Regions from separate parts of the Homo sapiens genome. Here region 2 is linked to region 1. Evidence: read pairs that join two places in POLR2A ChIA-PET (ENCODE). Cell type or tissue: GM12878. All regions are shown on one strand. Each heading gives the region's core, and the rest is flanking DNA. Links, peaks and the distances in the headings are about the cores only. Region 1 holds the start of LOC101927297 (a long non-coding RNA gene). Region 2 has its middle 13 kb from the start of ENAM.

Evidence for each region. Peaks named below come from ENCODE experiments on the same cell type or tissue, not always from the same donor. Only the 100,000 strongest peaks of a DNase experiment are listed, where the experiment ranks them.
Region 2: POLR2A ChIA-PET joins it to region 1 with 6 read pairs; 4 of 35 experiments call an interaction of 5 or more read pairs at or near these places.

What each region holds. Positions count from the first base shown.
Region 1 is chr4:70,675,728-70,681,112 of GRCh38, forward strand. It overlaps LOC101927297 (a long non-coding RNA gene), which reads left to right and starts at 2,931. Exons shown (of 4, transcript XR_938860.3): 1 at 2,931-3,015; 2 at 3,450-3,550. In GM12878, for the core only: no CTCF peak of the experiment used is centred there; a DNase peak (open chromatin) is centred at 2,844; H3K4me3 peaks cover 230 bases; H3K27ac peaks cover 2,866 bases.
Region 2 is chr4:70,612,734-70,618,118 of GRCh38, forward strand. No RefSeq gene overlaps it. Among named protein-coding and RNA genes, the nearest start is that of ENAM, 13 kb to the right of the region's middle. In GM12878, for the core only: no CTCF peak of the experiment used is centred there; no DNase peak of the experiment used is centred there.

The sequences.
Region 1 (5,385 bases), core at 311-5,310:
ACTTCTATACGTTTGAGACACTAGACAATACAAAAGTAACTTTTGAATCAATCCAGAGAAATAAACTGAAGGAAGATTCTATTAGCACTGAACGAAAGATCTGCTGCCAAGAGAAGCTAACAGCAAAAACCATCTCCACTCCATCAAAAACCATCTCCACTCCAACAAAGTGGAAAATTCATTATATGTGTGTGTATATATACTTATCATGAATATATAACTGCTATTAACTTAATACTACAAAACTAAAAGTCCCCAAATATCCCAGAATTTCACAAATCAGTCAAGCATAAAATTACTAACAAAGGATAAAGAGGAAGATGTTTTTTGTGTTGTGTGTTTTTTGTTTTTTTTTTTTTTGAGATGGAGTCTCATTCTGCTGCCCAGACTGGAGTGCAGTGGCGCAACCTTGGCTCACTGCAACCTCCGTCTCCCAGGTTCAGGCAATTCTTGTGCCTCAGCCCCCCGAGTAGCTGGGACTACAGACATGCACCGCCACGCCTGGCTAATTTTTGTATTTTTAGTAGAGACGGGGTTTTACCATGTTGGCCAGGCTGATCTTGAACTCCTGACCTCAAGTGATCCACCGGCCTCAGCCTCCCAAAGTGCTGGGATTACAGATGAGAGCCACCGCGCCCAGCCTGGTTGTTTTACTATGACAAAACTGAGGTATAGCCCTTGATCTGACAATCGGTCCTCCTACCAAGATCCTTGCTGGGTTGCTCTGAACTTCCTAAAACTCCTATAGGGCACTCTGTGTCCAAATCCACAAGAGCACACATGACTTATCTGGAATAATTATCAATAAAAGTTTTAAAATATGTTTAATAATATTAAGGAGTACAGAAGCAATTGCAACTATATTTGCAATGTTTGGGAGGGACATTATTCTGCCTAACCTAGAGTCAGGCAAACACTATTCCAAGAAAGGAAACAACAAGTAAAAAGCACAAAATAAGAAAGAGCTTGGCCCACACAGGATGAGGAGCAGGAAGGAAGGCACTTGTAGCTGCAGCAGAGTGAGGGGGAGAATCATAGTAGATAACAACACCATGCACTTTATAGGATTAACTTTTTTCCCCCATTTTTTTTTTTTTTAGATGGAGTCTCTCTCTGTCACCCAGGATGGAGTGCAGTGACATGATCTCGGCTTACCGCAACCTCCGCTTCCTGGGTTCAAGCGATTATCCTGCCTCAGCCTCCTCAGGAGCTGGAACTACAGGCATAAACCACCACACCTGGCTAATTTTCGTCTTTTTCAGTAGAGGTGGGGTTTCACCATGTTGGCCAGGCTCATCTCAAACTCCTGACCTCAAGTGATCTACCCACCTTGGCCTCCCAAAGTGCTGGGATTACAGGCGTGAGCCACCATTCCTGGCCTTTTCCCCCATTTCAATTGTACAAGCTTAGAATCTATTTTGAACTTCAGAATCAATCTTAGTCATTCTAAAGCTAAAGGTAGAGAGCCTAAGCCTCTTAACTTACAGTCCATTTTACCTCTCACAATACCAAGAGCCATTAATACTATTTTTTCACATCTATATGGAGAAATTTCTTCTAATTGGCATTTTTTGGGGGTGGGGGAATTGAAAGATTAGACTGAATCATTTCACAATGTGATGTTTTGATTATGTATACCTTGTGAAATGATACAAAACTTAGAAATCTGTAATTTAAATAAGTGAAATAATCAAAAATGATTTTGTCTAACAAAAATGCTTTAGCTGGCTGAACACGGTGGCTCATGCCTGTAATCCCAGAACTTCAGGAGGCTGAGGTTGATGAATCACCTGAGGTCAGAAGTTTGAGACCAGCCCAGCCAACGTAGTAAAACCCCAGCTCTACTAAAAATACAAAAATTAGCTGGGTGTGGTGAAGTACATCTGTAGTCCCAGCTACTTGGGAGGCTGAGGCAGGAGAATCACTTGAACCCAGGAGGAGGCTGCAGTGACCCAAGATCACACCGCTGCACTCCAGCCTTGGCAACAAAGCAAGACTCTGTCTCAAAAAAATATATATATATTTAGCTATTTTTGCAGAGATATACACTGAATGATTTTTTCTGATATTATATAAGCATTGAATGATTAAAAGTCAAACAGAGCATTTTTACTCAACTTTGATACCCTTTGATACCCTCCTTCCTAATCTTTGTGACTTCCAACCTCATTAAATGTCTGATAATACTAACTGCCATTTTTTAACCCTAAACATTTTCGTTCTTATATGCAGAGTTTCTTCAAATATTGATCTCTATCCAAGCACAGTGTATGTAAAATTTATATTTAGATATCAGGAGGCAAAAGCTGGTCAGTTGGGTGCAGTGGCTCACGCCTGTAATCCCAACACTTTGGGAGGCCAAGGCAAGCAGATCATTTGGGGTCAGGAGTTAAAGACCAGCCTGGCCAACATGGTGAAACCCCATCTCTACTAAAAATACAAAAATTAGCTGGGAATGATGGCGCATGCCTGTAATCCCAGATACTCGGGAGCTGAGGCAGGAGAATTGCTTGAACCTGGGATACAGAGGTTGCAGTGAGCCAAGATCATGCCACTGCACTCCAGCCTGGGCGACAGAGTGAGACTCCATTTCAAAAAAAAAAACAGAGGCAAAAGCTGAATTTAAAAAAAAAAACCCTCAAAATATGAAGAAGAAACTTCATTCCAAATTCTTACTAAAAATTAAAAAATACAAACCAAAAAATTGACTTCTTTTTCTCGAACAGCTTTCCACATAGACTTTTAGGGTAGTCCTTCTGTGGTTAAATGTTTATGAGGAGAATTGCACCTGTGTTGTGGTCAGCTTTTAAATAAACTTGCACCTGCAGTGGTTTTTCATAGAATTGCTGTTTGAGAAATTACATGTCAGTGGTTTGACCATCACACAGAGCTATTTCCCTTCACCATATCACCTGCCAGGCAGGTCCTAATTTAAAAAGGGCCTACTTCCAAAAATTCATTTGAAAAAAAATCTGGTTAGATTTCATGGTAATCTCTCCAGGGACACAATAATAAGTAAGGTTTCCAGGATACCCCTCAAACAAAAAGAATATGCTCCCTTCAATTCATCCATTGCAGTGGTCTGGTCCTTCTCTGCTTTAAGAAAACTTCTGATTTCTGGAGAGGCTTCTGCTCTAGTCAATTATGTCTGCTTTCCTTTTCCTGTATATTATCTGCTAATTCCTGTTTCAGAATCTTTTTTAGTTTGTCATTTTCCTTACCATAAATTTATTTCTCTTTCCTTCCTGTTCATCCTCATAAAAAACCCTAAAATCTTTCAAACTAATTCAAGTAGGTCTAAATGTCATTCCATTCTGTTCACTCTTTTACTTTGTTTCTTCATTGCTAATAAATTCATCTTGTATCTTGTATACCATTTTACTCAGCTGGCATATTACTTTATCACTTTTCTTCATATGTGTGTAATTTTATATATTAATGTTTTCTAGATGCAGAGAGGTGTTCATAAAGAGCAATATCAGATGGCACCCCAAAAAAGGATATGAAAGAACACCAAAAGGGAACTCTAAAGATTTAGTTGGAAAAGTAGGTAAGAAAATACAATTTTCTTGTTCTAACTCTTCTATTCAGAGTGTTTACATCATATGTAAGTGCCATACTAAGTTCATTTTCCCTAATAACGAGAAAGCATAAATCTGTGGTGAGGAATATCCAGTCAGTTATTTTTAAAATATCAGATGCAACTGTAAAGATGTGTCTTAAGAGACACTTCTACTTAGTCTTCCTACTGAACAAAAGAGCAAACGCTGTGGAGTCAGTTATTGCCTGGGTGCAAATGGGACTCTGACAAGTTATAAAATCTTGTTTTCTCTGTTTCATCTATAAAATGGGCATCACTGTAGTACATACTTCACAAGATTGATGAAAATTAAATTGATAAGTGTAAAGCATGGAATATGCTAGAACATGGCTACAACATATAAACAATTACTTTAGCATAATGCTTAGCTCTTGATCTGCCTACTTTTCATATCCATATTCCCAGGACCCTGATTTAGACACAAAAACGCATCACTCTGATGACTATCACCATCTTGCACCAACTTCCTTCTGTCAATTTTCCAATCCTTCCCTGTTTAAAACCCTCCAATGATTCCCCTTTGCTCATAGCATAAATAATATATCTCTACCCAAAATAGATATAGATCAAGATCACATTTGCAAATAGCTTATTAAATTCTTAGGTCATTTTTAATAATTTCTAATACCTTATTGAAATTTAACAGAGCTTGGTTTTTTTTTTTTTTTTTTTTTTTGAGACAGAGTCTCACTCTGTTGCCCAGGCTGGAGTGCAGTGGTGCAATCTTGGCTCACTGCAACCTCCGCCTCCCAGGTTCAAATGATTCTCCTGCCTCAGCCTCCTGAGTAGCTAGGAGTACAGGTCTGGGCCACCACACCCAGCTAATTTTTGTATTTTTAGTAGAGATGGGGTTTCACCATGTGGGCCAGGCTGCTCTCGAATTCCTGGCCTCAAACAATGCACCTGCCTCGGCCTCCCAAAGTGCTGGGATTACAGGCATGAGTCACTGCGCCCAGCCAATCCAAGCCTTTTTAATTTGACACCTGGAGATATGTAGTCCTATAACTCTAGTAGCAGGTAGGTAGTATAACACTTTTGGTCTACTAGTTCACGTGTGCTAGTTACTTAAGTCAGAACAACCCAAAATTATATTTTATTTGCCTTTAGTTAAATATCAAATATGGTCCCACGTTTCAACTGAATTTTAAAGACATCAAAAATTTCTTTCTCTAAAGAGATCCATATATCAAACCATCTAGAAGACATCTAGACACTTAAATAGCTTCACAGACACCTCAAATCAAACATATACAAAACTTAACTTCCCATTTCTTGGCCCCTGCTTAAATCTTTTTTTTTTTTTTTTTTTTTTGAGATGGAGTCTCGCTCTGTCGCCCAGGCTGGAGTGCAGTGGCGTGATCGCAGCTCACTGCAACCTCTGCCTCTTGGATTCAAGCAATTCTCCTGTCTCAGCCTCCCAAGTAGCTGGGACTACAGGCATGCACCACCACACCAGGCTAATTTTTGTAACTCCTGGCCTCCAACAATCCACCCACCTCGGCCTCCAAAGTGCTGGGATTACAGGCATGAGCCACCACGCCCGGCCAAGACAAGTACATAACTAGTCTTAACACAAAGGAGAAAATGTTTAGAAATCCCTAAGAAAGGAAGAGTTAGGGACTATTAGATGTTAATAGAATGAAGTATATCAGAGAAGACAGCCTAGAGAAGACACAATCTTAGCTGGGCCTTGAAGGCCATATAAGCATTGAAATATGAGACAGCCCAAAGAGAGGCCAAGAGAATAAAAATCTCAAAAAGAGAAAAAAAAATGAGTACATAGT
Region 2 (5,385 bases), core at 177-5,176, 63 kb before region 1:
GTTGTGATTGGATATGGCAATAATCATAAAGACAGTCCATAAATGACTATGTACATGAATGAACTTTGGGAAAACATTGATTGATTTAATTCAACCTCCTCATTTATGGGTGAGGAGACTAAAAGTCCAGAAGAGTAAGGTCTTTTTTGAAGTTTTGGCTGCTATTGGAGGCAGAAGAACCCAAGCCTCTGGATTTCCCATTTGTCACTCGTCCACACAGATCCTCCACAGCACTGAAGTATTCTTTTGAGAACCTAATGAAAGCTGTGAATTATTATTCCCAAAAACGTAAATGGAAACAACACGTAAAATTCTGCCTACAATGTCAGCGATTACTCAGACAGCCTAAAGTTCATTCACGGACCTAAAGTTAAGCAACCCTCATCTAATCATTTAAATACCCACCAATGTGGAGTGTTATACAAGATGAAGCAAATATTTAAACTGACCCAGGCTAAGTGTCTGAATTTTTCTAGAACTCAATAACATTGTCTTTGGGAAAATGAGTCTTAAACACATAAAAGCTTTGAACTTCTAAGTGTGTTTCTCTTCCTTCCAAAACTTCTCAGTACTAAAAAAGTTGACTTCTATAGACAGTATGTGGCTACCAGTCAAGTGACATCAACAGACAGACTGCTGCATTTTACAAAGAGAAAGATCAAACCAGAAGTTTAGTTGATTTCTTTCTTCCATAAACATTAGAGACTGGGGGTAAAGTAGAAACAGCAGCAACCACACTTCACAGAAGCCAGACGTTAGAAACACAAATTCCAGCTTTGAGGAATGATTATTATAAAGCTGTTTGTCATAATAACTTTTGCTGATGCCTTCAGCTGTCTCCCTGCACTTTCATCTTTCCCCAGGGTTCAGCAGCTTTCCAGCTGGAGACCCGCGCCTAACAACCGGTTTGATAATTACTTAAAGATAAGCTCTAGCGAGCACAGAGAAGGAAATGACCGTGGGTTTTTCAGAGTGAATGTGGATTTGCATTCTAATTTATTCACAAACTAGAAATGTATGGGTGTTATTTAAAGATGTGTTTTGGAAAAACTGACATAAAAAAGATCAACCCTGAAGTTATATGTCTAGCACGCTTTGGGTATCTTTCAATGTGACTGTCTAGGGCTGTGCTGCCTCCAAGAAGCAAAGAGGACAGTTTCCCAGAAGACAGAAGCTTCAGCACTTCCATGGGTGGCTACTGTTATTCCTCCTCCTCAGGAAAAATGAAAGAAAGAAATCCTGGTAGAGACTATCTCACTGTCTTGGATCTCTAGGGCTTTCTTTCATATCCGCCCAATGCCCGACTATGCCAAGTCAGCTACTTTCAAGTCAAGTTTATGAAATGTAGCTTTCCCTTTAACAGCAGATTCTAGAAGACATAGCTTTTGCCTCTGTTTGGCAGTTTTGGAATTGTCAGTGCCAAGTGTATATATTGTTGTGAAAGATCCCATCCTGGTTCTAAGAGTTGTTACCTATCCCAGTTTCCTGGAGAATACATTTGTTCAATAACGATTGAAGCGAACACACGTACCAAGCACTGTTCCAGGCATTAGGAAAACAGTAAACAAAACACCAGATCTAGTGTTCCATGTCAGGTCATAATAAGCCCTATAAAGAAACTAAACTGAATGAAGTAAGAGAGGGAGAAGGGATGTTGGCAGGGTCAAGGAGAGTGCTCTGGGGAAGTGACATTTGAATGCAAAGATTTCAAAACTGAGAAGTTGAGATGAACTGCCAAACACACACATTAAAAAAAAAAAAAACACTGCATGCTGAGGAAGCTAAATAACTTACTCTTTGGCTCAGAGGGGAATATGAGACCCATAATCAGAAGACTGCCTGATGCCTCCTTGACTGAAACATTTCCAGTCCAGTATTCTGTACTACTTTCTGCCACATTCTGAAGCACCTTCCTAGTCATGGTGTTAAACAGGTGGGGGTGTCAGTTCAGAGCCAGTGTCAATGAAATAAAAATAAAACAAAATTAATTAATTAATTAAACAGGTGGGTGGGGGGAACATGTAAATTAACCTGCATTCCATGCCTGGTTTCATTAGAACTTGAAAACATTTCTTCTTATGCAAGTGCCAAACAGCAATATAGCATGGCAGTTTAAATCCCAATTCTACCCTTTCTTGTTTGTGACCCTGTTACTTAATCTCTCTGTGCCACAGCTTCTTTATCTGAAAACAAGACAAAAATAATAATAATAGAACCCAACACTTAGAGTTAAGAGTAGTAATAAAATTCAATATGTAAAATTTACAACAGTGACTCACACATTTTAAGAGCTCAGTAAATACTAGGCATTATTGTGCTCTTTAGGCTACTGATGTATGTAATATCAACTGTCATTACAATTATTAAAAAATTAATTATTTGTATAATATTTGTTTAAAATCTGCCTCCCTGCTAGCCTATAAGCTCTGTGATGGCAGGGATGACATTTGTCTTACTTCAGTATCTCTAGACTGCAGAACAGCGCCTGACACAGAATGTGAGCTAATAAATATTTACTAAATGAGTTAATGAACTAAAAATGGATAATTTCCATAGTCATGGAAAAGAAAGGTTTTTATTTTGCCAATAAAAACCTCCAACGCACACTGACTTAATGAGGCTTTAATCTAGAATTTACTGCTTGTTGTGATGAGAGAGATTTACGTAAGCAGTAGCCTAACTTTACTTTGTATAACCAGCTGTGTGTACATGCTCTCCTACTACTTATTGTCCATAACCACTTATCATAAGAACCAAAGTTAGTTAAGCTGTTGTGATTGTGACTGATCTTCATTCATTCAGCTAACACATTTTGGGTACCCACTAGGCCCTGGCACTGTATGGCACTGTACTAGCCGCTAGAGACAAAGTGATACCATGATGAGGAAACCTAGACACTGTGGTAAATGTTAGCACCAGAAAAAGGACATGCAGAGGACAGAAAAGCTGACTCCGCTGGGAAAGAAGGGGGAAGTTTCAAAAGAGGAGGGGATTTTTGAGCTGGCTCATAAAAAATATAGGGGACTATTCCAAGTGGAAGAAGTAAAGGGAATTCTAGGCTCAATAAACCACACATGCCGATGGACAAATATGTAGAAAGATCCAGAGAATCGGGAGAGGGGAAACAGAACACTATGACAAGAGTATCAGCATGTCAGGGAAAAATATGTGGTGTTATTTTGGGGAAAATAGGAGGAGGCCGATGGTGACTTGCATGCCAAGCTAAGAAAGTTGCATTTTGTTCTGTAGTTCCCAGGGAACCACCAAGGGTGTTATAGGATTACTACTGGTTTGGGGAAAATTAATCCTGATAATCCTGATGGTACATGGAGGACTGGAGGGTGTAGTTGGATGAGCCACAGCTAGAGTTATGAATCCAGTTAAGGCTGTCTCTATCCTCTGTGTCTTTGTTCTTGTCTCTGTCTTCTCTATCTCCCTGACTGTATGTGAGTGTGTATCACACTCTCATTCTCGCTATCTCACTCTCCTTCTCTCTCTCTCTGCTTCTCCATTATCACCTGGTGTACTGAGTCTCAAACATAGAATGTGATATTTCCTGGGAATTTCTGATGTAGTGAAATGAACAATAAATTGAAAGTCAACGTCCCCACGAACCTTAATCAGTGGTGCATACCCTAGAAAAATTAACTTATCTCTCTAGGCATTTACTTCCTTATCTACACAATAAAAGGGCTGAGTTACCAGGTTTTATTTAATTCCACAAATATTTACTGAGCACCTGCTGTGCTCTAGGTGCTAGGGATACTGTAGTGAACAAAATAGACAAAACTCCCTGCCTTTATGGAGCTTATGTTGCAGTGGAAGAAGACAGAAAACAAAATTTAAGCTAGGAAAATATGTGTTAATTGATGATGAGTGCAATGGAGAAAAATAAAGTAGAAAAGAGATTTAAAAAGATGATGAAGCTATAATTTTCATGAGGTAAGCCCTCTCTGAGAAGGCAGATTTGAGTGAAGACATGGAGGAGGTAAGGGAATGAGCCATACAGACTTTGAGAAAAAGTATTCCAGACAAAGGGCACAGCCAGTGCAAACGTCTTGAGGCAGCTGTATGCCTCGTATGATCCAAAGTAACAAGGCCCATGTGGCTGTAACAGAGGAGGGATGGAGAGTAGTAGGAGCTGGACATCAGAGAGGTGAGATCAGATTCCACAGGGTCTTGTGGGTACTGTAAGGACTGGCTCTAACACAGGCTGAGACAAGGAGCCACCAGAGAAGGGTCATGATCTGACTTATGTTTTTAGAATATCACTGGCTGGGGGTTTGAGAATAAACTGAAGAGGGGCAAGAAGCAGAGGAACCAGGAAGGTGGTAAGATTGAACCGCAGTGCATGGAGATGTGCAAAGCGAGCTGATCTTGAAGGCAGAGCTAACAGGATTGCCCAGGAATGACAGAAGAAAGGAGTCAAGGATGATCTCAAAGTTTGAAGTCTGTGGAACTGAAAGGACAGACACAGCTCTTTAGATGACCCTTACATTTTCTTCTGACTCTGAGATTCTACAATTTGGAGAAGCTTTTTCTCTTTCTTTTTGGTGAAATCTTCCACTCATTTGGAAACTAGTTCTTAAAAAACAAAATGTAGCTAGGCTCAGTGGCTCACACCTGTAATCCCAGTACTTTGGGAGGCTGAGGCAGGTGGATCACTTGAGGTCAAGGGTTCAAGATCAGTCCATGCAACATGGGGAAACCCTGTCTCTACTAAAAATACAAATATTAGCCAGGCTTGGTGGTGTGTGCCTGTAATCCTAGCTACTCAGGAGACTGAGGCAGGAGATTGCTTGAACCTGGGAGGTGGAGGTTGCAGTGAGTTGAGATGAAAAAAAAAAAAAACTAAAAGTATATGTCACCTCTTTTAAATTATTTTCTCTCCTCAGATAGCCTTACAATAAAGGAAAGTCTATGACAAAAACCTTAAGAAAAAACACTGAAAAAATGTGCATTTGTTTAAAAACCTAATCTTTTCCAGTTACTCATCTTTTGAATACTAAATTGTGTTCCATTCCACATTTCTCATGGATAAGGCAGTTATTGAATTTTTGGTGAGCTCAGAATGATCCCATTACCAGAGGAAGCAGATGAATTGAGAGGGGCCCAAGCCCAGAAACAGGGAAACTGTCAGCCGGCTGCAGCACTCTACGGTCAAGCAGTGATCCTTGTGCTGGTGCTTGCCTAGCCCTGTGCTTAAGGTATTGTATAACAAGTGGAAAGCAGAGATAGACAGATTTTGGTACAAACCCATGCTCCATGGATCCTAAGCCCACGTTTGTTACCTCATCACACTGAGCCTCAGTTTCCACATGTGTTAAATATCTATTGCAAGGAAAAAGAGAACGTATCTGAAGTATGAAAACTTGGAGTCTAAGG